2 separate regions of the Homo sapiens genome follow, and region 2 is linked to region 1. The links are chromatin loops, found by intact Hi-C in ENCODE. Cell type or tissue: endothelial cell of umbilical vein. All regions are shown on one strand. Links, peaks and the distances in the headings refer to the core of each region. The heading gives the core; the rest is flanking DNA.

What was found. Hi-C counts contacts between places; a loop is a spot of excess contacts. Peaks named below come from ENCODE experiments on the same cell type or tissue, not always from the same donor. Only the 100,000 strongest peaks of a DNase experiment are listed, where the experiment ranks them.
Region 2: it touches region 1 in a loop (2.3-fold over the local background); 2 of 110 quality-filtered maps call a loop at or near these places.

What each region holds. Positions count from the first base shown.
Region 1 is chr5:147,303,626-147,316,334 of GRCh38, reverse strand. The region is part of intron 4 of STK32A (serine/threonine kinase 32A); the gene reads right to left. Among named protein-coding and RNA genes, the nearest start is that of STK32A, 75 kb to the right of the region's middle. In endothelial cell of umbilical vein, for the core only: no CTCF peak of the experiment used is centred there; DNase peaks (open chromatin) are centred at 5,844 and 6,534; H3K27ac peaks cover 1,722 bases.
Region 2 is chr5:147,362,098-147,374,806 of GRCh38, reverse strand. STK32A (serine/threonine kinase 32A) reads right to left here. Exons shown (of 13, transcript NM_001112724.2): 9 at 4,037-4,153; 10 at 1,513-1,638. Among named protein-coding and RNA genes, the nearest start is that of STK32A, 130 kb to the right of the region's middle. In endothelial cell of umbilical vein, for the core only: a CTCF peak has its summit at 4,847; a DNase peak (open chromatin) is centred at 4,856.

The DNA of each region.
Region 1 (12,709 bases), core at 2,448-10,447:
ATGTATAGTTATAAATATACACATATTCAAAGGTAAACTAAGATAAACACATCACACATTTCATAATAATGCTTTCAGTTTACATTCAAGATTACAGAAATTCTTAACTTCATCAGTCTTCTCCCTCAATGAAAATCTTGGTTCTCAATGATATCATTATAAATACTTGTTGGTTCTATCCCACTGTATACACTCAACACTTTCAAAATAACAGTATCAACATTACCCCCAACAATGCCATTACTGAAAACACTTTAAGATATTTTTGCTGTTCTTTCTTGTTATTAGGATATATTCTACTGATGGTATATAGTAATTTTCTGTTCAAAAGTCACTTGGAATAGTTCATTTTTGTGTGGTTATGCCACAAACTGGATATATACTTAGATTAATTGGTTTCATTTTTTTTACATTCCATTTTTGGGATTGTTTTAAGATTTAATTTTGTTTTCTAGTTATATAAAGTATGTACATATTTTCAAAGTCAAATACGAAAAACAAGGTATACTGAGAAAAGTCGTGCTGTTATCCCTGTCTTCTGTAATCCCTCCTTTTCCCCACTGGTAACTTCTTGTATTTTTTTCTATTGTGGTAAAATATACATATCATATAATTTATCATTTTAACCACTTTAAGTACAATTCAGTGGCACTATGTACGTTCAGAATGTTCTACAACCATCACCACTGTCCATTTTTAGAACATTTTCATCATTGCTAACAGAAACTCTATACCCATTTAATAATAACTCCTTATTCCTCCTCTCCAACTCCTGGTAACCTCTATTTTATTTTCTGTTTCTATGAATTTGTCTGTTCTAGGCATCTCATCTAAGTGGAATCATATAATATTGGTCCTTTTGTGTCTGGATTATTTCATTTATTATAAGATTTCAAGGTTCATCCATGTTGTAGTGTATATCAGAATTTTACTCCTTTATAAGGCTGAGTAATATTCCATCATAGGCACATACTATGTGGTGTTTATCCATTCATCTGTTGATGGACATTCGGGTTATTTCTACCTTTTGACTATTATGAATAATGCTGCTGTGAACACTGGTGTGCAAGTATCTATTTGAGTCCCTGCTTTCAATTATTTTGAGTAAATATTGAGTAACGGAATTGTTGGATCAAATGGAAACTCTATGTTTAACTTTTTGAAGAACTGTCCAACTGTTTTCTTCAGTGGCTGTACCACATTACATTCCCACTATCAATGTACAAAGGCTCCAGTTTCTCTACATCCTCTCCAACACTTGTTATTTCCCATTTTTTAAAGAATAGTACTGGCCCAGTGTGGTGGCTCACACCTATACTTACAGCACTTTGGGGGGCTGAGGCAGAAAGATTGCTTCAACCCAGGAGTTTCAGACCAGCCTGGGCAACATAGTGAGACACTGTGTCTACAAAAGAAAAAAAAAATTGTCTGGTGCGGTGGCACATGCCTGCAGTCCCAGCTACTCAAGAGGCTGAGGCAGGAGGATGACTTGAGCCCAGGATGTTGAGGCTGCAGTGAGCCATTTTCATGATCACACACACTGCACTCCAGCCTGGAAGATAGAGCAAGATTCTGTCTCAAAAAAAAAAAAAAAGAAAAAGAAAGCAATAGGTATGAAATGACATCTCATTGTGATTTTGATTTGCATTTCTCTAATGTTTAGTAATGCTCAGGATCTTTTGAAGTGCTCACTGACCATTTATTTATCTTTTAATGTAAAACTACTCAGATTCTTTATCCATTTTTAAATTGCATTTTCTGTTTTTATTATTGACTTGGAAGAAATCTTTGTTCTTTTTTTTTTTTTGTTTTTTTTTGTTTTTTTTTGTTTTTTTTGATATGGAGTTTCGCTCTTGTTGCCCAGGCTGGAGTGCAATGGCACAATCTCCACGCCCTGCAACCTCTACCTCCCAGGTTCAAGTGATTCTCCTGCCTCAGCCTCCCAAGTAGCTGGGGATACAGGTACCTGACACCACACCCAGCTAATTTTTATATTTTTAGTAGAGACAGGGTTTCACCATGTTGATCAGGCTGGTCTTGAACTCCTGACCTCAGGTGATCCACCCACCTTGGCCTCCCGATTTGCTGGGATTACAGGCATGAGCCACAGCGCCTGGCCCCTTTGTATATTGTAAATGCACATCCTTTAGTAGATATATGATTTGCAAATATTTTCTCCCCATTCTCTGGGGTGACTTTTCACTTTTTTGATAGTGACTTTGAAGTATAAAAAGCATAAAAGTTTTCAATTTTGATGGTGTCCAATTTGTCTACTTTTTTTTTTAGTACTTGTTCTTTTGGGGTCATATCTGAGGAACAATTAGTGATTACAAGGTCTTGATCATCTACTTCTGTATTTTCTTCGAAGAATTTTATACATTAAGTTCTTATATTTACCTCTGTTTTCCATTTTGAGCTAATTTTGTACATGGTGTGAGGTAGGGTTCCAATTTCATTCTTTTACATTTGGATATACAGTTGTCCCAGCACCAGTTGTTGAAAAGACAAATTCTTCCCCCATTGAATTTTCTTGGCACCCTGGTTAAAAGTCAATTGACTGGAAATATGAGGCTTTATTTTTAGATGCTCAATTCTGTTCCATGTTTATCCTTATGCCAGGACCACCCTATCTTGATTATTGTAGCTTCATAACAACTTTCGAAACTGAAAAGTATGAGCCCTCCAACTTTGCTCTTCTTTTTCAAGATTGTTTTGGCTAGTCTTTGAATTTATTGAATTTTGAGTCCCTTGGATTTCTATACACATTTTAAGATCAGCTTGTGAATTTCTGCAAAGAAGCCAGCTGAGATTTTGATGGGGATTGTATAGAATCTACAGATAAATTTGAGGCCACAGTGCTTTTTTCACTTAACAGTATACTCTGGAGAGCAAACCACACTAGGAAATAGAGACATTTCTCACTTCTTTTCTCAAGTGTGCAGTGCTGCAATTTATGTATGTCACATGATTACTCAACCTGTCCCCACTTGATGAATATTCAGGTTGTTTCCCGGTTTTTGGCTAATATAAATAGTGCAACAGTGAAAAACTCTATGCATCTATCTTTGTTTGTTGTTGTTGTTATTTTGTTTTGTTTTTTAAGACGGAGTCTCTCTCTGTAGCACAGGCTGGAGTGCTGTGGCATATTCATAGTTCCCCGCAGCCTCCACTTCCAAGGCTCAACCTGTCCTTCCATCTCAGCCTCCTGAGTAGCTGAGACTACAGGCATGTACCACCATGACTGGCTAATTTTTTTTTTTTTTTTTTTTTTGTAGAGATGAGGTCTCACTATGTTGCCCAGGCTGGCCTCAAGCAGCCTTCCTACCTTAGCCTCCCAAAATGTTGTGGTTACAGGTGTGAGCCACCACATCTAGCCCAGTAGTAGTACTGGCCCACTGTGGTTGCCTTCTTGTATTCTGGGCAGTCTAATGTCATTATAGATGTATAGAAGAGGGTTTGCTAAAACAAAGATTTGTCAAAACAAAGGGCAAAGGTATATGTAATGTTTGCTTGATATTGCCAAATTTATCTCCATAGGGTGCATATCATTTTGAATTGCCACCAGCAGTACGTCAGTGCCTATTTCAGCGCTTTCTCTCTCTAGAGTACGTTGTCAAATTTTCAGAGGTTTTTAACAGCAGAAAAACTCATCAATAGACCAAGAAGCTTTGGAATTTATAAAATACTTACTTCTCTGTCTCATAAGCAGCCTTACAAAGCTTTTCCAAAGAAAAAATGCACCTTGAATGCCTTCTTTAACACATATAAGTGATCGCACCCACTCTTGTGTATTTTGTGTGTTTATCCAGAATAAACAGCCATATATCTAAAATTCATAAATGTGGACAACTTAGAATTTATGTAGCTCTTTTGGGCAGTAAACAGAATGAATTTGAGAGAACTACCATATAATATTTATAGTAAGTGTTCAGGCCGGGGGCAGTGGTTCACACCTGTAATCCCAGCACTTTGGAAGGCCGAGGTGGGTGGATCACCTGAGATCAGGAGTTTGAGACAAGCATGGCCAATATGGCAAAACCCCGTCTCTACTACAAATACAAAAAAAAATTAGCTGGGCATGGTGGCAGGCTCCTGTATTCCAGCTACTTTGGAGGCTGAGGCAGGATAATCACCTGAACCTGGGGGGCAGAGGTTGCAGTAAGCCAAGATTGTGCCATTGCACACCAGCCTGGGCAACAAGAGTGAAACCCCATCTCAAATAAATAAATAAATGTTCATTAAAACTTCCATTTTAGCAATAAGAAACTTGTACGTAAGTCTTGGAAGACTTAAAGACTCTTGGTTGGAGTTTATCTCCCCTGTAGTTAGTCTTTCCTGGCCTCTCCTTGACAAACGTAAACTAGATGTTACTCCTCTGTGTTTCCCCCTCTGCCCTTCCATAGCACCCAGGTATTTCTCCATTACAGAATGCTTCAGGCCTGGTGCAGATGACTCACGCTTGTAATCCCAATACTCTAGAAGGTAGCACTTTGGAAGGCAGGATGATCGCTTGAGGCCAGGAGTTCAAGGCCAGCCTGGGCAACATAGTGAGACCCAGTCTTAAAAAGGTGTGTTTTTTGTTTGTTGGCTTCTGTTTTTAAATTAGCCAGTATAGTGGCATGCACCTGTAGTCCCAGCTACTTAGGAGGTTGAGGTGAGAGGATTCCTTGAGCCCAGGAGTTCGAGACTGAAGTGAGCTATGATTTTACCACTGTACTCCAGTCTGGGTGACAGAGCAAGACTCTGTCTCTTAAAAACAAAACAAAACACTTCAGAAATCTAGTGGCAGATGGCTGCATTGCATTATATTGTATAATCACCATTAATATTTTCTTTTTGCCTGAATTGCTCACTAATTGAACAAAGAATTTTGTGCCCTGCTCATTTCTAACCATCAGCAACCCCTGGCATATAGCTTGGTACTTAATGAGCACTTGTTCATTCGATGGTCATTTTACAAATATTTTTTGTATATTCATGTTGTGCAAGGTGCTGAGAATAAAGGACTGAACAAAAGGACATGGTTTCCCTCTTCCTGAAGCCAATCATCTATAAAAGATAAACAAATATTTAACAAACAAATATGTAGTTATAGAATATGGCAAGAATTGTGAAAGAAAAGTGAAGGATACTGTGATAGAAACTAACAGAAGGACCCAAGTTTGATTGCAGGGGTCATGAAAACCTCACAGAAAGTAATACTCATATGTGTGTGATTCAAGACATAAACTATAGCCTCAAATAAAATAAACAAAAATCTACAGTTTGCACAGTAAAAAAGATGGGGGGTGATTTTTAAAAATCATATAACAGGTTGCAGATTAGTTTTTCTTGATATTATGATGATTTTTCTGAAGCCCTGACCTTTCTCTGGACAGAGCATTAAATCATATTTCATAATCTGTCGGCTTACATATACTGGCTCTGGAGATTTAATTTATGAAGCTTCTCAAGGGAGAAATTTTGCTATTATTATTTTCTACAGAATCTCTTGAGATGGCCACCTCAGAGAATAATACAGCCAGTAATCAGGCAAAGGGGAATAACAACATTTTGCTCTCCATATAAAAGGGCAAGCCAAGACGGCATGCTCAGATGATAATGAGGAACAATTAAATCAGTCTCTTGCTTATAAAGTTCATCAAGCATCCAGGAAAGAAAAATAAATGTTAGAAGTTAATACTTTTTGTGCTCCATGACAATCATAGACCGATCACAGAGAAACTAGTCTAAGTTGGAGAGCTTGGGTCACTGATGGGATTGGAAATGGCCACTTGTGATTCAGCAAGTGGCTGGGCAGGCCTGGCTGGCGTGGGAGAGGTGCCCGGCGTGCTGAGTCATACATTGTGACTGGCTCTTCTCCAGAGCGGAGAGACAGGAAGTTCAGCTGGCACAATGTATTGTCTACCCTTTGCCTCTCCAGCCAGAAAGGCAATTTATTTCCTTATTGACCAAGCTACACCATGTTCAGAATTGCAGGTCAGAGGGGGATGAACTAGAATTACTACCAAGTGAAGAGATTCTTACTCAGCCTTCACGCCTTCATCCCAGGCTCTCTACTTTTAATGCACCCAATGTTCCTTTACCCGTCTAGTGATTATAGCCAAACTAGACCAACTGCCTCTTCAGAAATGTTTTGCTTTTCCCCTGTCTCTGCTCTTATCTCAGGGGCTCTACTATTCTCTATTTCTGATGTCCAGCAGTAGAAACGCTACCAGGAACGCAGGAATAATACGACATAATGGTTTTTCTCAGACCTAAGAATATTAAAGTATCAGTGGTGATTTTGTTTTACTAAAATATTTTAATTTATCATGTTAAATGGCTCTTTGAAATTTTTAAGTTGATTTTGCAGTTGTAGCTAATTTTAAAATGTTTGGTTTAAGAGTTGTAAAAGTAATGATACATATATAATAACATTAAAATAAAATATATGTTAATGCTGAGGGTCTTAGAGAATTTGGGAGTCGGGAGTTAGAATCCAGCTTTGTCATCACTTCCTGTTTTTGTGGCTATCGAAAGAAATGGAACGTGTCATCATCAGCATACTTATTTACAGGAACTAGTAGTTGAAGATATATGAAATTATACATGTAATATATTAGTACAGCACCTCAAAAGTAGTAAATTCTTAAAAATATTAGTTGTCTTAAAAAGTGACATTGCATATATACGATTCTTTAAGTTTCCCCAAGAATTTCCTTCTTGAGTTTCCTTTCTACAACTACGCTTTTCAATTCATCAAACTTAGTCACAGTGAGAATACCTCACCCAATTAAACTCCAATCCTGCTTAAACTCAATATGCTTTTAAACAGCAACAAAAATGAACTGGTGATCTATTAAGTGCAATCTAAGGAGAAAAATACAAATCTGCAGGATAGATTCTTGTTTAATTATAACTACAAGTCTCAAATGGATACTTAGAAAATCCTATTCTAATTCTCTACTAATTTCACAGATCTTCTCGGCATCTCAAAATTTCCTATACTCTGACCACCTTCATTCTCAGTGGATGGCCTCATATACCACAGGGAAAACACAGGCAATGGCATAAGAACTATTTCATCTGCCCTCTGAGAAGCCCAGCAGCTCACACACATACAGACTTCAAACTCTGCTTTCTCTCCTAGTACATGAAGGAAGGGTCCCCACTTCCACCTAAGGTCAGCTCATTCACCTGTGCCCTGAGTCACATTCATCTCACCACCTGCAGGACCTGACTTGGCAATCATCCCCGCTCTTTACTACATTACCAATTTCTTCCTCTCAGTTGGCTCATTCTTGTTACCATTCAAACTTGTCTATGTACATCCTAAAATATATGTAGGAATATATATAAATAGAATACATATTTATAAATAATAAATAACATACATAAATAATGTATGAATAATAATATAAAAAATATAAAAAACAAATATTTTATTGTAGCCAGTAATATACACAAGAGGATAATAGAACATGACCAACTAGCATTTACTTTTGGAAATCAAGATTGCTTTAATATTTACAAATCAACTTGCTTCACTCACAATAGAAATGACCTCAGTAAAACAAAAGTATTTGATAAAATATTGTACTCATTCATGTTAAAAAAAAAAAAAACTTCTAGTGACTTAGGACAGAAAAGAAACTTTCTTATTGTGATAAAGGATATCTACAAATAGCCTACAGCAAATATTTTATAAACTCTTGATATATTGAAAACCTTCCCTGTGAACTCGGGAAAAAGAGACAAAGATGTCCATTATCACTACTTTTATTCAACATTGTTCTCAATGCATGTGCAATATGCATGGAAAGAAAAGGCAAGATTGAAAGGGAAGAAATGAACCTGCCACTATTAGTAAATCACATGAATGTAAATATTGAAAATCCAAGAAAACCTATGGGACAACTAGTATAATTAATAAGAGAATTTAGCCAGGTCACTGAACACAAAGTCAATATTAATAATCAATTGTATTTTAGTATATAAGCATCAAACTAGCAAGAAATACAATTTTGATAAATAATACCACTTGTAATCTTATCAAATACCTAGTCATCAGTCTAAAGACAAATACGCTAGACCTCTACATGAAAAACTAAAACCAAAGAGAGAAATTAAGGAATATCTACATAAATAAGGAAATGTATACGCATATATATGTATATGCATGTACACACATATATATATATATATATATATATAAAATGTATGAATTGGAAATTTGATATTTTAAAAAGATGTTAGTTATCCCTGAATTAATCTATAGACTCCATGTACCCAATATACATACCAGCAGCTTTAAAATACAAATTGAAAAGCTACTTATGAAATTTATATGGAATTTTAAAGAACCAACTGTAGCCAACATAATCCAAAGATGAATTACTGAAAATCCAGTATAAAACTACAGTAATTAAAACAGAGTGATAAATATGCAAGAGTATACAAATGAATCAATGGAACAGAGTCAGGAAACCCATACATAGATGGTGACTTGATTAATAACAAATATGGTTCTGTGGTGACGTAAGGAAAGTATAAGCTCATCAACAAATGGCTAAGGGTCAATTACTTATTTATATGAAGACAAAATAAAACTTGATCCTAGACTGTAGATCTAAATGTGAAAGCTAAAACAGTGAAGCTTCTAGGAAACAGGATAGAATAGCTCCACGTTGGCATAGGCAAAGATTTTTTTTTTTTTTTTTTTTTTTTTGAGACAGCGTCTGGATCTGTCGCCCAACCTGGAGTGCATTGGCGCCATGATCTCGGCACACTGCAACCTCCACCTCTAGGATTCATGGGATTCTCATGCCTCAGCTTCCCAAGTAGCTGGGATTTACAGGCATGTGCCATTACACCCGGCTAATATTTGTATTTTTAATAGAGATGGTGTTTCACCATGTTGGCCAGGCTTGTCTCAAGCTCCTGGCCTCAAGTGATCTGCCTGCCTCGGCCTTCCACAGTGCTGGGATTACAAGCGTGAGTCACTGTCCCCAGCCAGACAAAAATTTCTTAAAGAGAACACAGAAATCACTACGCATAAAGAAAAAGATTGATAAATTGTACCACATTAAGTCCAAACATTTTTTATTGTTAAAAAAAAAACCATTATTGCAGTGAAAAAGAAGGTCAGAGATTGTGCAAATAGTTTATATGCCCCAAAGAAAGACTTCTTGGTGAAGTTTCACAGCTCATTCCATATATATAATAAATTAGATATTAATTTGTATTTCTTTTACTTCTGGTATATTATGGTCGCTATATTTTTTACCCATAAAAACAAAAGATAGGTTATTCAATGTCTCATTTAGTGTTAGTAACTCTGTTCTACCCTCCTCAACATATGACAAGAAACTCCTGACTCAGGGTAGAGTTCTACATACATAATATTAAAAATGATTCCACACTTTCTTCTAAAATGTATCAATTACATGTAGGCTATATGCCTATTGTCAGGCATAGTTATATGTACTTTTTCTAGACACTTTCCCTACTGATAAACGCATCTTTCTTTTTATTTGTTTTATTTGGTTTCCATGCAGAAAAATTATGTGATTTATCCCTTTCCTTAGAAATATTTATGTTAAGTCATTCAAACATCTTAGATAATTCACTACTTCTTTATCTGAGCAGAAGATTTAAAATTTATTATACCTTTATATGTAAGCAAGCAAATGACATTCCAGTGCTAGGAAGCTAACACATGTCAGTGAAGATACTGAATTTTGAATTAATTAAAATCTGTTGATTTTATATATGATACAATATAAAATATTATATATAATACATTTTAAATATGTGTTACAAATTATAATAAATATTTATTATTGCCAACTTGATAGTAACAAATAACACAAATCACAAAGGTTAACACTTTTTTCTCTTTGCCACATATCTTCTGAAAATTTCCTTCTCCTCCATTTCAGCACCTGGAACAACACCTGACTTGGTATGTGCTAAATAAAAGTTTTTAAAAAACTTTTAAAAAGACTTGTATATAGAATATATAAAGAGCTTTCATGGATCAATAAGAAAAAGAGGCAACCGATAGAAAGATGGTTAAAAGAGTCAAACAAGCACTTCCCAACAAAGGGATTATAAATGGTCAATAAGCAAAAATATGCCCAAACTCATAAGTCACCAGAAAAATGCAAATTAAAACCACAGGGAGATACCATTACACATTTGCTGGAACACCCAGAGTTAAATAAACTGATAATATCCAGTGTTGGTGATGCTTTGGAGCAACTTGACTTTTCATACATTGCGGATGTGAGTATAAACTGGCACAAGCTCTTTGGAAAATTGTTTGCCAGCTAAACCTATGTAAACCCTAGGACCCAGTGATTTAATTCTTAAGTTTATATTCCAAAATATGTGTAGAAAAATAAGAAGTACACATATTTTGGAATATAAACTTAAGAATTAAATCACTGGGTCCTAGGGTTTACATGTGTACAAAAGTACACATATTTTGGAGTTTGCCAAAAGAACAAATAAGAATGTTAATAGTAGTACTCTGCGAAAGTCTCAAATTGCAAACGATCCAAATGCCTATCAATGGTAAAAAACGTAAATGAACCATGGAGTATTTATACAATGGAATACAATACAGAAATGGCAAGACACTATTGCTACCTGTCACAACATGAATCTCAAAACTCATTTTGTACCTCTCCTCCTCTACTTGGAAAATAAAATCACTCATTAAATGATTTAATTTCTCATTTTCTCATTAAGCCTCTCCCTTTACTCCCTTTGGTCTTTTGTCCCACCATGTGGAGTTGGCTCTTATTAAGATCTTGATAGAGACAGGAGACAGCCAAGGGTCCCGGAGAAACCCAGCCTCCAAGTCTAAAACAGCCTGAAGGCTGAAAAACCGGACTGCTGGTCCTGGATGAAGCCCGCGCTTTCCTGGCTCATTCTCTCTAAATAATGCCCACTTGCGCACTGAGGGAAGTGGGTGGAGCCAGGGGAAGTTCGCGCTGTTTGCAGGGGGAGGAGCCTGGCCTCTTCAGTTTCCGTGTGGTAACCTATCTGTGAGGCAGGAGGTTGTTGGCAAGACTCCCTCTCGCTTTGCTGAGGGTTTTTCTTTCTTTTTCCTTTTCTCCCAATAAATGTTTTCCTCACCCTTCTATGTGTCTGCAAGCCTAATCTTCCCTGGTCATGTGACAAGAGCCCAGTTTTAGCTGACCTAAGGAGAAAGTTCTGCAACAATCTCAATATATTTTTTTAATTTTTTTTTTAGTTTTTTAGAGCAGAGTCTTGCCCTGTCACCCAGGCTGGAGTGCAGTGGAGTAATCACTTCAAACTCCTGGCCCAAGGGATCCTCCCACCTCAGCCTCCAAAGAAGCTGAGATTACTCAGCTAATTATTTTATTCTTATATTTTGTAGAGATGAGTTCTCACTATGTTGCCTAGGCTGGCCTCAAACTCCTGACCTCAAGTGATCCTCCTGCCTCAGCCTCCCAAAACACTGGGACAAGGTCACAATATTTATCTTCTCAAGTAAGGGGTCTGCTCTTTTTGTCTTCTTCTTCTTGACCTTGCAGCAGCATCTGAAATGGTTTTCCCTCCTTCCTTTCTGAAAAACTTTTCTCTCTGGAAGATTCCAGGATGGCAGACTCCCCTGACTTACCCATAGCTTGTTGATTAGCTTCATGACTGTTGTCTTTCTGTCTAGTTTCCTGAATCTTCCTCCTCTACCAGAACTATTAGAGAGCAATGTCTTTAGTCCTCAGACTTTCTGTTCCATCTAGTCTCTTTCCCAAGGTGCTCCCTTCAAGTCCCTGGTCTAAATGGCATCTAACAGCCAGTGATTCCCATATTTTTGTTTTGTTGGACTTTATACTCCCTGAATTTCCCTTTGAACTCCAGATTCACTTACTGCCTATTCAAGAGCTCTATCTGAATTACTAAGGGGCAGTTCAAAATTAACAGAGCTAAAAGAGTTTTCCTGATTTTCACAATGAATCTGCTCCTCCTCCAATCTCCCCATCTAAATGAATGACATGATCATCTAAGTTGCTTAGGCTAACAATCCAGGAGTCATTTATTTTATTCTTTCTTTGAGCTAAGGGGCAGGAATGTTTTCTGAGCAAGGCCAGTTGGATTCTCTCCCAGGACTTTCAATCTTGAGTGGGTGACACAAGGTTAGAAAATTGGTTGGAGCTGACTCATGTCCGCCCAGACAGCTTAAGAGTCTATTCAATAGTTCCTGCTACCTAGATTTCCAGATTGCCCTTTGTCCCTAATCTTTGTGAAACCTGCTACTTCAGCTGTGCTTCTGAATCTTTACCCCATATCCATCCAGTGAGTTTCTTTTGAGCTTAAATTTTCTAGTGGCTCCTTGCGTTGTTTTCAATAAAGGATGAGTAAATGAATATGTGAATATCTGCATTATAAAGACTCAGCTTCCTGTTCATCAGTCAGTCAACATCTCTAGGTGGAACAATTACTGCGTACTGGCCACAGAATAACACTTCTCTACTAAGTTCTTCTTCAGAAACTGTGCTCCCTTCTTCTCTACTTTTGCAAGTTCATCAGGGTCATATGCCAAAACAACTTCTTCCTTGAACCCTTTCAGAGCACTACAAGGACTCAATAACATCATGTGGCTCTGAGTTCTTGCAGTGTTTATAGTTTCTACCATTTCCTTGATCATTTTGTGGACTGCTTAAACATATTTTATGTATTACGGTGGATTGTTTGC
Region 2 (12,709 bases), core at 1,475-9,474, 59 kb before region 1:
GCGCTCTAATAATCATGTAACTCAGAATCACCTAAGTTGCTTGCTCAGCTTCCCAGTTCTCCAACCAGACTTCCCAAATCAGAATTTCAGAATGTGAGGTCCAAGAACTTGCACTTTAATGAGCTTCCCAGATGATTCCGATTCACACTAAAGTCAGAGAAGCATAACGTAGAACTTCTTTTGAGCCAGCATTGATGGCTAATTGCAGGGACGCAACACATAGAAGGAGGGGGAAGCAAGAGTTGGGGTGCCTAGACCTTCATTGTGTCATGTGTCAATTATGGTACAAGTTGCCCCTAATGGACCCCACAAAGCGGAGAGGTAAGAACTCAGACCTACCCTCCTGTTGCTCCATAAGGTACAATTCCACCACCCTGCTTTCTCCTTTCTCTCACTTTGTACTTTCTCCTTACCCTCTCATTGGAGCATGCCTCCTGCTGTGTGTACATGAAGGATCACACTCTCACATTCCCACAGCAAATGCCTCATATGGGCTTAAGAGTAATTTTTTTTTTTTTTTGAGACAGGGTCTCACTCTGTTACCCAGGCTAGAGTGCAGTGGCACAATCACTGCTCATGCAGCCTCAAACTCCTGGGCTTAAGTGATCTTTCTACCTCAGCCTCCTAGGTAGCTGAGACTACACCCAAGTACCACCACGCCTGCCTAATTTTTTTTTCTTTTTCTGTAGAGACACGGTCTTGCCATGTTGCCAAGGCTGATCTTGAACCCCTGATCCTCCTGCCTCGGCCTCCTAAAGTGCTGAGATTGCAGGCCTGAGCTGCCATGACAGCCAAAACAGAAAACTGAATTGGTTCTACAGGCCCCTTTAGAAGCCTCTTATTCTGCCCAATATACCTACAACTGAACATATAATTTCAGTTCTAGGCAGAGAGAAGGAGCTAGTGGCCTCACTTGGGACCTTTGGCCTAAGCTTCTGGACTCTGGCTCTTACCAGCATAATGCAGTAGACCACAGAAGTCCATTGGTTTGGCTATCCATCCAATGGGAATTATATGTCTTTGGTTATCAGTCCTTACAAATATAAATCCCTGAGACAGAACAAACAAAGGATGAGGGGCAAATGCTAAAATAAATTCCTCACCCCAACTCCAACAATTTTCAATTCTTTGACTCAGATCTCTAGGGACACAAACTTCTGCATCTTTAGAATCAAAGAAAACTTAAAAAAAACCCCAGCAGATTCATGAGAATGACTATTTGGGGAACTAGGACTTCCTTTCAATAAAAACAGACCATAAAAAGTGGTTAAAAGCTAGAACTTCAGTCGCAAATACACCTGGATTAGAATCCCAGCTTGACTACTTGCTAGCTTTGTGACCTTTGGTGACAAACTTACCCTGTGCATGTCTCAATTCTCTCATCTGTAAAATGGGAATTGGGGCTCTCTTAACAACACTGGTGTGATTATCTAATGAGACAATGTGTGAATCTGGCACACCGGGTAATGCGCACTGAATGGGAGTTATTTGGCTTTGTTAGGATTGACTCACATTAGGAATGAAACCTGGAATGAGCCTCTTCTGAAAAACTGCATCCCAGTTTATATCATTCATATACGGGAAGTTCTGGACATCAGATAACTGAGAAAATCGTTGGTCTGGATTAGGTTCGAGTAGCTGCCAATAAAATGCAAACATCAAGGCCATAAGAAAGGATAGAAGGACAAAAAAAAATCATACAAATTCCCTCTAAATGCTTTCAACTGTAGGACTGAAGGAAAATAGACAGTGTCCCCTATCCCTAATCCCATAAACAATGTAGATCATACATTATTAGAATGAACAGTATGTAGGATTCTGCAATGTGATGAGTAAAAATGGCTTGTCCTACTAAGTCAAATATATCTTTGATTCTTGACTCCTCTACTTACTAAGGGCAAATTTGTTCTCTAAATCTTAGTTTACCCATGTGTTTAAAAAAAGTGGTAATAATGTATTTCATACGATTGTAATCAGGATTAGTGGGAGGCTATTTATACAAAGTACCTAGTAGAAAACCTATGGTGACAAATGTTGATACATTTCACAAGTAGAACTCATTTCCTACTAAGAATTGTAGCTGTTTTTACAACTAATTAAAATACATTGGGGGCGGCATAGATAAGGTGTAACTAAAGTAACTGTTATAGTTCTAGATTTTACTAATTGAGATAAAAGATTTTTGCCCCCTTAACCATTCCTGAGCCAACATCACAGCAATTGTGTGGCTCAAATAGGCATTGTCAGTCCCACTTGAGAATGCTTCTGAAGATGACAACCATGCAACCTCAGGGTGTAATTTGTGGAGTGAAGCAGGGCTGTCTTGGAACTAAGCAGAATTTGCTTATGAAAAATGATCCCCCATTCTATGTCTTTGACATTACTGATGCAATGTCCCTATTCCAAAATAAGGAACTTGACTCCAAAAACAAGAGACACAAATGATGACTCCTTAGCCACTAAAGCTATTTTCCATTACCAGCCACAACTGGTGCAATTTTCTCCTCAAAAAAAAAAAAAAAAAAAAAAAAAAAAAAGGCCAAGCCCATTCCTCTTGGGCCCCTCATTCTTGTTTTGTATCATCACTCAATATACACTTTTGACCTCCCGCTATAACTGTTCTTCATCTGTTTGATGAAGATGGGTACCTTGAAAATCTGATGAAAGCTGTGGACCTCATTTATTTGAATACTTGTCAAATTTCACTTCTCAGGCTTTGTGTTAGATGCTGAGAATACAATGGTAACACATGTCAGACATGGTCCCTACCCTCATGAAGCTAAGAAGAAAATGGTACGTAACCAAGGATCACACAAATGCTGGGTATAATTTTAAACTGAAAAATGCTATGAAGGAAAGATAGTGTTATGTGAACTTACACCAAGAAGGTGATATTTGAGCTAAGAGCTAAAGTTGTGCTTCCCAAACTATGTAGAAGGGTCAGTTATTTTTGTTTGTTTTTGTCTGTTTCAATTTCCAATCCACTGAAATCAGTATGTGGTCTTATTATGCATTGCCAGTATGCAGCACCCCACATAGACACCTTGTGACTTGAGTTCAACAACCGTCAAACAAGCTTGGACCCTCTTCAATAAGATAAGTCCATTGATCATGTGTTTAGATGCTACAGCAGTGTCCAATTGCTATAAAAGTTTCTAAATGCTTCTCTCAAGTTCTTTACTTACAATAGACCTGCAGAAAAAATTCATGGACTAGAACCAGTGAACCACATTGAGTAGTACTGCTCTCAAGGAGGAACTGGAGGAACTAGGATTGGAGGCACTGTTCCAGGAATAGGTACTGGCATGTGCAAAGGTCCTGTGGTGAGAGGAAGACTGGTATGTAAAAGTGAAGAAGGAGAAAAGAAAGAAAAGAAGAAGAAAAAGGCCAAAGCAGTTTATGTGTAGTCAAAGGGGGGACAAAAGTCCAAAAGTCCAAAACAAGGCTTGAGAGGTATTTTGAACTTTTGTACCACAAAATTATTTTAATCTTTATTCTAAGAATAAGGAAAATATCCTGGACTGTCCTTTAACAGACCACTGTGGGGCTGCATGGGGAATAGAATGGAGTGGTAAAAGTGTATGTGGACAAACCCGTTATAAGGCTAGACTGATGGCAGTTGGATCAGGGAAATAGTAGTGAGGACAGAGAGAAGTGAAATATTTTAATACTTAAAATATAAAATTTCAGAACCTGGTGATGAATTGAATACGCAGATGACAAATGAGTCCTGGTTGCTGGCTGGCGTAAGTGGATTTGGATAGAGAAGCCAGTCACTGAGAGAATTTCCTGAGAAGATATTCAGGAAAGACAAAGATAAAGAAGTCCTTTGAGTTTAAGATGGCTTTGGGACATCCAAGGGGAATCTGAGTTGAGTTAATGAAGCCATGTATTTGAAAGCTAACAGCTAGAAAATACACTCTACAAATGTATACTATCATGACTGTCCCCAATATTGTATACTAACTTCTAAACTTAAGCCAGAGAGCCTGCTTCCTTTTGTTACTTCGTTTGGACATGCAGTCTTCCTTCTTACCTTTTTAAGAAGTGACACCATTTCCTGTGACCAGGCAGAAGGGTAAGTTACAACAGTCGTCTCAAACGTGTGTACAATTTCCTTGCTGGAAGTACTGGAGCGAATATGATACGGTCTCTTAAGGGAGAAAAGAAGTAAAAGTCTTCATTTGTATAGGACAAAAGAAAAAAAAAATTTCCAAATGTTTCCAAGCTAAACTTTCAACCGATAAAATATCTATATCAATTTCTAACCCTGTCCAGCTGACTCTTGCGTTGCCATATGTGTAGGTGGTCCTGTGTTGCCAGACCCCCTACTTTTTCTTAAAGAGACACTAGGAATTTATGGTCGCTTCTAAAATACCATAAATTTTAAAGTTGAACACTCCACTGAGCCAAACAAAACATTCAAGTGGACTGAATCAGCCTCTGAGATGCTGATTTGAAATTGTTTTATAAGGTATTATATAAGTATTAACACGAAATACTGGACAAGTCCTCAATAAATGGAAGTCTAAAAAATTATTATGTAAGGGTTGATTGCAAGTAAATCCAGAATTTTACCATACCATCCCTTTCACTGCAACATAATGAGGAAGCTCAGGACAGAAAACTGCTCAGAAAACATCAACTCCAGTCCCACAAATGCTATGAGTCCCTGGTTCCACAGAGTATGGCAGGGTGGAGAATTTTGTGATGAGGCAGAAGCTTTTAAAAAAAATTTTGGGGGAAGAACCAGGTTCTTCTACAGTTTTAATTTTGAAGAAAAGTAATTTAAAAAGAAAAGAAATTAAACAAAAGAAAACTGTGGATTAGCTGTAGTTTTCACAGCTTTACACTAGAGGACAGCCTTTATCTATATTATTTTGTAGGGGACTCACCAACACTGAAATTTCATGTCTCTTATGTGAACTGTAAGATACTCACAGCCAGAGATTATATCATTCTTGTTCATGAGACCAAGCATTCAGTAGGTGCACAATACATGTTTATTTAATGAACAAAATTTCCATATTCGATTAACTAGCCACAGCACAGTTAATATGGATATACACATTGATCACATGCCTGGCCCTTTTAAGATATTTAATAAATGACTGTTGATGGATGACCTAAATTGGGGGAAATGAAAGGGTTTAAGTTTTTCCCTGTAGTAAATCAGTGTTAAGAGGTAATATAAAATAATCATGTGTTTGAGGTTAAAAGGATTTGGTGCTAAACTTCTCCACTCAATTTCTGAGCTTGTTACTTCATCTGTAAAATGAGCTACCTCATGAGATTGCTGGAAAAATTAAAGGAGATAATATGTGTAAATTTCTCAACAGAGTGAGTGGCTAATAGTATTAGACACAATATAAGAGAGAGATTTTTATCATTATTGACACAAAGGTAAAAATGGGCATATGTAAATGTGAATGAATAGTGAACAGCAAAATGAGTCCTCAAGAAAAGTGATGGGAAGAAAAGCTTAATTTTACACATGGCAAGTCAATGTCAGCTATTCATGGAACCATGAAGTGCCAGGAGGTGGCCCTTGAAAGGGAGATTAATTCAAACATTTTTGCTTTTTAAGTAAGATCTAAAAACAACTGCCATATTTACCCCCTCAACACTAAATAAAGGACCATAGCTATATCATATGTCTTGGTAATTATATAGTAGAAATAACTCATTAACTCAATATCAGTAAAGGAGTGCTAGATGCTTTATCACCATTATCAATGTTTATTGGTAATTTAGTAGCCAAAGGGTTAGGTTACTCCATATGATTCAGACCATGTTTATCATTAAGAATCAGATTAGGCTTAGTATACTCAAGCTTCTAGGCTTATATGTGTATGCACATGTGTTTTTACTTTTTTCTGTGTTTCTTCTTGATTTTAATTCATTGCTGCTTCTCAACCTACTGTTTCTGGGCCACCTAGAAAATAAAATGATTTTATAAACAAATGAATTAACTGATGAATGCCACAAGCAGCTGGTTTAAGTGTGTACATTTTTCTCTAGTTACTTTACAAGGCCATATGACTGAATTTAATTTTTAAAATCTCCATGACCTGTTGGTTTATTAAAAAATAATCACATTGTCTTTATCTTATTTTTTAATTTACTTTTACAGTTCTAAATTTTAAAATTAATTTGAATTAATCAACTACCAGAATTGTATATTTATTTATTTACCAATTATTTATTGAATGCCTACCATGTTCCAGCACCTTTCTTAGGCATTGAGGGTACAATGAAGAACAAGACACATATGGTTTCTATGTTGGTGGGGCCTACAGTCTACTTAAGGAAGCATGTAAATTTATTATATAGACTGTATACACACACACACACACACTTAAATAAATGGGATACATGCTATAGAGAAAAATTACAGTATGCAGTCACAGTATATATCATAAAAGCCTAAGGCAGCATCTAAACTAACAGTGAGCATATAGAGAATAAACAAAGTGGAAAAGGTGAAATGTTATAAGGGAACAAATGATGTGTTGTGAATATGGTTGTATTTCAGAAGTGCAAAGGCAAAAGAATTGCAGCTAAGCATGTACAATGAGTACAAAACTATGTACACATCTATCCTAAGTTAACACTTTTGGATAATATGAAACTATAAAAGATGTGGACCTTTGCCTTTGCAATGGCAATGAGATAGTAGGGAGTTAGAGAGATGACAAAGCAGATTAATAGTTAAGGGACACATTCATTAAGACTGAAACCAAACTCAGAAATGATGAGAATGTTTTCGAGCACATTTTCTCATTAAGACATATACTTTTCTGTAAATAAAAATTTGTACGTATGGAGGAAATTGTTTAGCACACTTCCTCTGTGCTTGAGTTGTATTGATGCTTGTAATTAAATGTTACTTCCTTTTCTTCAGATAAGCTACATTTTGAAACGTAATTGCAGGTAGCATAGTTGGTCATTTTTTCCTAGAAGGTGTCTAAGTGATTTGTTTCTCCATTCATTCAATAACTGTCAGGCCTCTGAGCCCAAGCTAAGCCATCATATCCCCTGTGACCTGCACATACACATCCAGATGGCTGGTTCCTGCCTTAACTGATGATATTCCACCACAAAAGAAGTGAAAATGGCCGGTTCCTGCCTTAACTGATGACACTACCTTGTGAAATTCCTTCTCCTGGCTCATCCTGGCTCAAAACGTCCCCCGCTGAGCACCTTGTGATCCTCACCCCTGCCCACCAGAGAACAACCCCCCTTTTTCCTTTACCTACCCAAATCTTATAAAACGGCCCCACTCCTATCTCCCTTCGCTGATTCTCTTTTCGGACTCAGCCCACCTGAAACCCAGGTGAAATAGCCTTGTTGCTCACACAAAGCCTGTTTGGTGGTCTCTTCACATGGATGTGAGTGAAAATAACCATGTATTATATACCTATTTAAAGTTAAATATTGTGACCAGGTGCGGCGGCTCACACCTGTAATCCCACCACTTTGCAGGGCCAAGGCAGGTGGATTGCTTGAGCCCAGGAGTTCAAGACTAGCCTGGGCAACATGGTAAGACCCCAACTCTACAAAAAATACAAAAAATTTCCAGGCATGGTGGCATATGCCTGTAGTCCCAGCTACTTGGGAGGCTCAGGCGGGAGGGTTGATTGGACAGAGGAGGGGGTGGTTGCAGTGAGCCGAGATTGGGCCATTGCACTCCAGCCTGGGGGACAGAGCAAGACTCTCCTGAGGAAAAAAAAAACAGTTAAATACTGTGAATAATACTAACCTATATAAGATACATACTTTACCTTTAATGAATTAACAACCTAATAATATACAAGAGATAAAAAATAAAAATTGATATGCCTATAGATTTAATCCTTAAAAAGAAAATAGATTTAGGTGTTCTGATCTAGAAAGCTGTACATTTTATCTTATGAAATGAAAAAAAAAAAGGCTCAACAAGGTAAAACATACTTCTATTTTTGCTAAAACAACACATCTATCTATATCTATCTATCTGAAGATAGAGTATCCTTATGAGAACAGAAACAAGTTGGAAGTGAATGCAACAAACTGCTAAGATGGGGTTTAAAAGTCAAAGGGAGTTTAATTTCTTAATTGGAAATGTTCTTTGCCTTAGAGACTACAGCTGATTTTTGCTTTCATTTTCGTGGTTTTCTATATTTTCTAATAAGCTTAGATTCCAAAGATTCACAGGATACATAAAGTAAATAAATGTTTGGAAGAGATTCGGATCACTTTAGATAGGGAGGTCAGAGAATGTTTCTTTAGAGAAAGTGCTATTTTGTCATAGGTGATAAAGTATGAATAGAATTTGAATATAAAGAGATCTAGAAAAACCTCCCCAACACGAACTGGAATAGTTTAATAGTGTGTCCTTTCTTAGAAATGACCAAAATACTTGGCTATAAAGATTTTGAAAAGCCCTGCAATGAAGATATATCCTTTATTAAAACTTCATTTAGTGATTTCAAATCTTACGCAGAGTGATTTTTAAAGAAGACCAAGGTTTGCCTTGGAAACTCTCTTTATAGGCGAAGGAACAAGAGGTTAAAAAACCCAAGAGATGCTTTGAGAAGAGGAAGAAGTTCTAAGAGGCCAAAATGAGTTCATGAAGGGTCAGAAATACACAAATGGAAGCAAAATCTGAAACGTTGACCTAATTCCGAAGAATGCCAAGCTAAGACATCTGAAGTTTGTTGTGGGGAGTGGGCGGGGGTGCAGATAAGGCTTGTGAAGGGTGTGTATGTGTATGTGTGTGTGTGTGTGTGTGTAGCACTGGGGAGCAACAGTAGTTTCTTTTTCTTAACAAAAAAGGTCATATCTGTGCTTTAGAAAAATGAATTTGTCAAAGTTGACATATCAAATCACAGGGAACTAGCATAGAGGTAAAATAATATGGGAAGAAGAGAAACAATTTTCTTAGCAAAATTCTTTCCAGGCAGGCGAGAATACCTCTTTTAGATAGGTGATAGTTAAATACAATCCTAGGCATGTTTGAAGAATAACAGATAGTCGTTTGTCTGTTTCAACTCGCTCCTCTGCTTCTGTTTTGCTAGGTGTGTCATAAAAGATGAGGGCAGAGCACAATTGCTCTGAACCCCAGAAGCAGCTAGCAAGGGTCTAACACAGAAGCACAGCCACAGAAGGTGAGTAAATTGGCTGGGGAGAAAAAAATTAAGGGTGAAGTGGGAAAGAGCAGATATGTTTCTACTTTTAAGTAAGTGTATGTTTCTCTTCTCTGTTTTCCTATATAATCATGAGTAGCGTATCTACTTGTTCACTGGATTTATTTAGAAACTTGAAAAAAAAAAGCCCATCAGGAGATAAAAACAGGTAATATCCCTATGTAGGACTTACACATTTGGCTTACAAGGGTGGTCCTTTCACATCAATTTGACTAACTTATCCAAATTTGAATATACTTAAGAAATAGTGCTACAATGACTTCCTCAGGAAAGGCAGGAGTACAAACAATGAACTAATGAATGTTTGGGTGTAAAATGGACCCTGCAGAGTGAATGAAACAGATACAATTGTGAGATCCTCCTTTTTTTTGCTTTAGAAACACTCATCTTTGATTTCCTGAGCAAGATAAAGCCATTGGACCATGATGAAATAACCCCAACTTCTAACAACTGTTCTTACTGTGAATAGGTTAATTACTTGGGAGATGGCATTTTTAATGCAGAAATCATGATGGTGTGTTGTGGGACCAAAGAAGAGGGCTATTGACAGCAGCAGAAAGAATGACTCCAAAAAGTTAGGAGAGGAGAGCTGCAGTATCTGGATGATGACTTGAGATACCCAATTCTTTAGTTCTGTGGGATAAACAAGCTCCTAAAGTCAGGTCTTCAACTCTTTGGTCTTAGAGGAATCACTGATTGCATCCATCACTGGGACCTTGAGAGTATACAACCTGTTACAGACTGAATGTATCCCCCCAAAATTTCTAAATTTAATCCCTAACCTTCAATATGATGGTATTTGGAGATGAAGCCCTTGGGAGGTAATTAGGGTTAGATTAGGTCATAAGGGTGGAGCCCTCAGGATAGGATTAGTGGCCTTATTACAAAAAGAAGAGAAAGAGATTATCTCTCTCTCCGTCATGTGAGGGCAAGAAAGAAGCTGTCTGCAAGTCAGGAAGAAAGCCCTCACCAGAACCCAACCATGATGGCACGTTAATCTCAGAATTCTAGACTCCATAACTGAGAAAATAAATTTCTGTTGCCTAAGCCACCAATTCTGTGGTATTTTGTGAAGGCAGATATTGCAGACTAAAATTTTGGTATTGAGAATTGGAATGCTGCTGGAACAAATGCCTTAAAATGTGGAAGTGACTTTGGAACTAGTTATTGAGCTGGAAGACTGTGGATGTATGCACTAGAAATATGGATATTAAGGGTGATTCTGGTGAGGTCTGACAGAAATGAGGAACATGTTATTGGAAACTGGAGGAAAGGTGATTCTTGTTATAAAGTGGCAAGGAGCTTGTCTGAACTGTGTTCTACTATTTTGCAGAAGGTAGAAATTGTGAGTGATGAAATGAGATATTTAGCTGAGGAGATTTCTTTTTTTTTTTTTTTTTTTTGAGATGGAGTTTCGCTCTCATTGCCCAGGCTGGAGTACAATGTTGTGTTCTCAGCTCACTGCAACATCTACCTCCCAGGTTCAAGTGATTCTCCTGCCTCAGCCTCCTGAGTAGCTGGGATTACAGGCATCCACCACCATGCCCGGCTAATTTTGTATTTTTAGTACAGATGGGGTTTCTCCATGTTGATCAGGTTGGACTCGAATTACTGACCTCAGGTGATCTGCCCGCCTCAGCCTTCTAAAGTGCTGGGATTATAGGCATGAGCCACTGCACCAGGCCAGCCGAGGAGATTTCTAAGCAAAACTTTGAAGGAGTAACTTGGTTCCTTCTGTCTGCTTATAGTAAAATGTTAAAGGGAATGTTTGAATTGAAGAAAAAATAATTAAGCAAAAAGCAACCAGAAATTGAAGATTTCTATCCATATTGCAGAAAATGAGCAAGCCTGTTCTGAAGAGCACACTAGAGTGTAGCTGAACAATCAAGTAGTTATCACAACAGAAGCTAGAAATAAAGATGGGATTATACTAGCAGATGCTGCCAGTTTGAATTTATGGAGAAAGGCTGTCAGACTTCTTGGATTTTACAGGCTGGGACCGTAATGCTATCCAGCTGTGAACATGTGCTATCCTTCAAGTAAAAGGAAGAAGGATCATGAGGGCGATTCACAGATCATCAGGGCTGCCATTCCCACTACAGGTCCAGAGTGCACTGGCTTGGGGAGCAGGGTTGCCTCCACCTCTGTTTCGAAGGGCAGGACCACCACTCAACAGAGCTGTGTAGACAGAGCCTTCACAGAGAGCCATGTGGGTAGTGCCTTTGTAGAGAGCCACTTAAGCAAGTCCCCTCTCCCCATCCCCAGCCATGAGAGTGATTGCTCCCATGCCTGTGTAGATCTAGAGGGCAAACCAACAACTCAAAGAAGATTATTCTCGAGTTTTAAGATATAATAGAATTTGCTTTGATATGTTCTGGACTTGTTTAGGAGCTGATGCCCCTTCCTTCTTTCCCATTTCTCTTTTGAAATGTTGGAATGGGATTCTCTATCCCACAGCTATGGTATCATTGTATTTTGGAAGCACATAACTTGCTTGTTTTTTGTTTGTTTGTTTTTTGTTTTGTTTTGTTTAATGATGGGGTCTCACTCTGTAGCTCAGGCTGGAGTGCAGTGGCATGATCTTGGCTCACTACAGCCTCTACCTCCTGGGCTCAAGTGATTCTCCCACCTCAACCACCTGAGTAGTTGGGACCACTGGCTTGCCCCACCATGCCTGGCTAATTAAAAAAAAAAGGTGTTGTAGACACAGGGTCTCCCATGTGGCCCAGGCTGGTCTCACACTCCTGGGCTCAAGGAATCCTCCTGCCTCCTACCTCTTAAAGTGTTGGGATTACAGGCATGAGCCAGTGCCTGGCCACTTGTCTGCTTTTATAGGTACATAGCTGAGGAGAAATTTTGCCTTAGGATGAATCATACCTCGAGTCTCACCCATACACAATTTCTATGATGTTTAGATGAGATTTTGGACTTCAGACTTTAGAGTTGATATGGGAATAAGTTAAGACTTTTGGGACTGTTGAATGTATGTATTTTGCATATGAGAAGGACATGAATATTGGAGGGGTCAAGGATAGAATGTCATGGACTGAATGTTTGTGTCCCACTCAAAATTCAGATGTTGAAGCCTTAACCCTCAATTTGATGGTATTTGGAAATGGAGCCTCTGAGAGGGAATAAGGGTTAGGTTAGTTTATGGGGGTAGGTCCCTCGTGATGGGATTAGTAGACTTATAAGAAGACAAAGATCTCTCTCTGCCATGTGAGGACACAGAAAAAAGGCTGCTATCTGCAAGCCAAAAAGAGATTTCACCATAACCCAACCATTCTGGCATCTTAATCTCAGACTTCCAACCTCCATAACCAAGAAAATAGATGTCTGTTATTTAAGCCATCCTGTCTGCAGTATTTTATTATGGTAAGCAGAGCTGACTGAGATATAACCTAAGGAGTGTATTTCTATTATGTAATAGTTTGCACAAATTGTATAAAATATGTTTCAGCATATTTGCTTTCTTTTCATCTCTTTTTTCTGGGAAAGAGATTCTTAGTTTAAGAAATGTT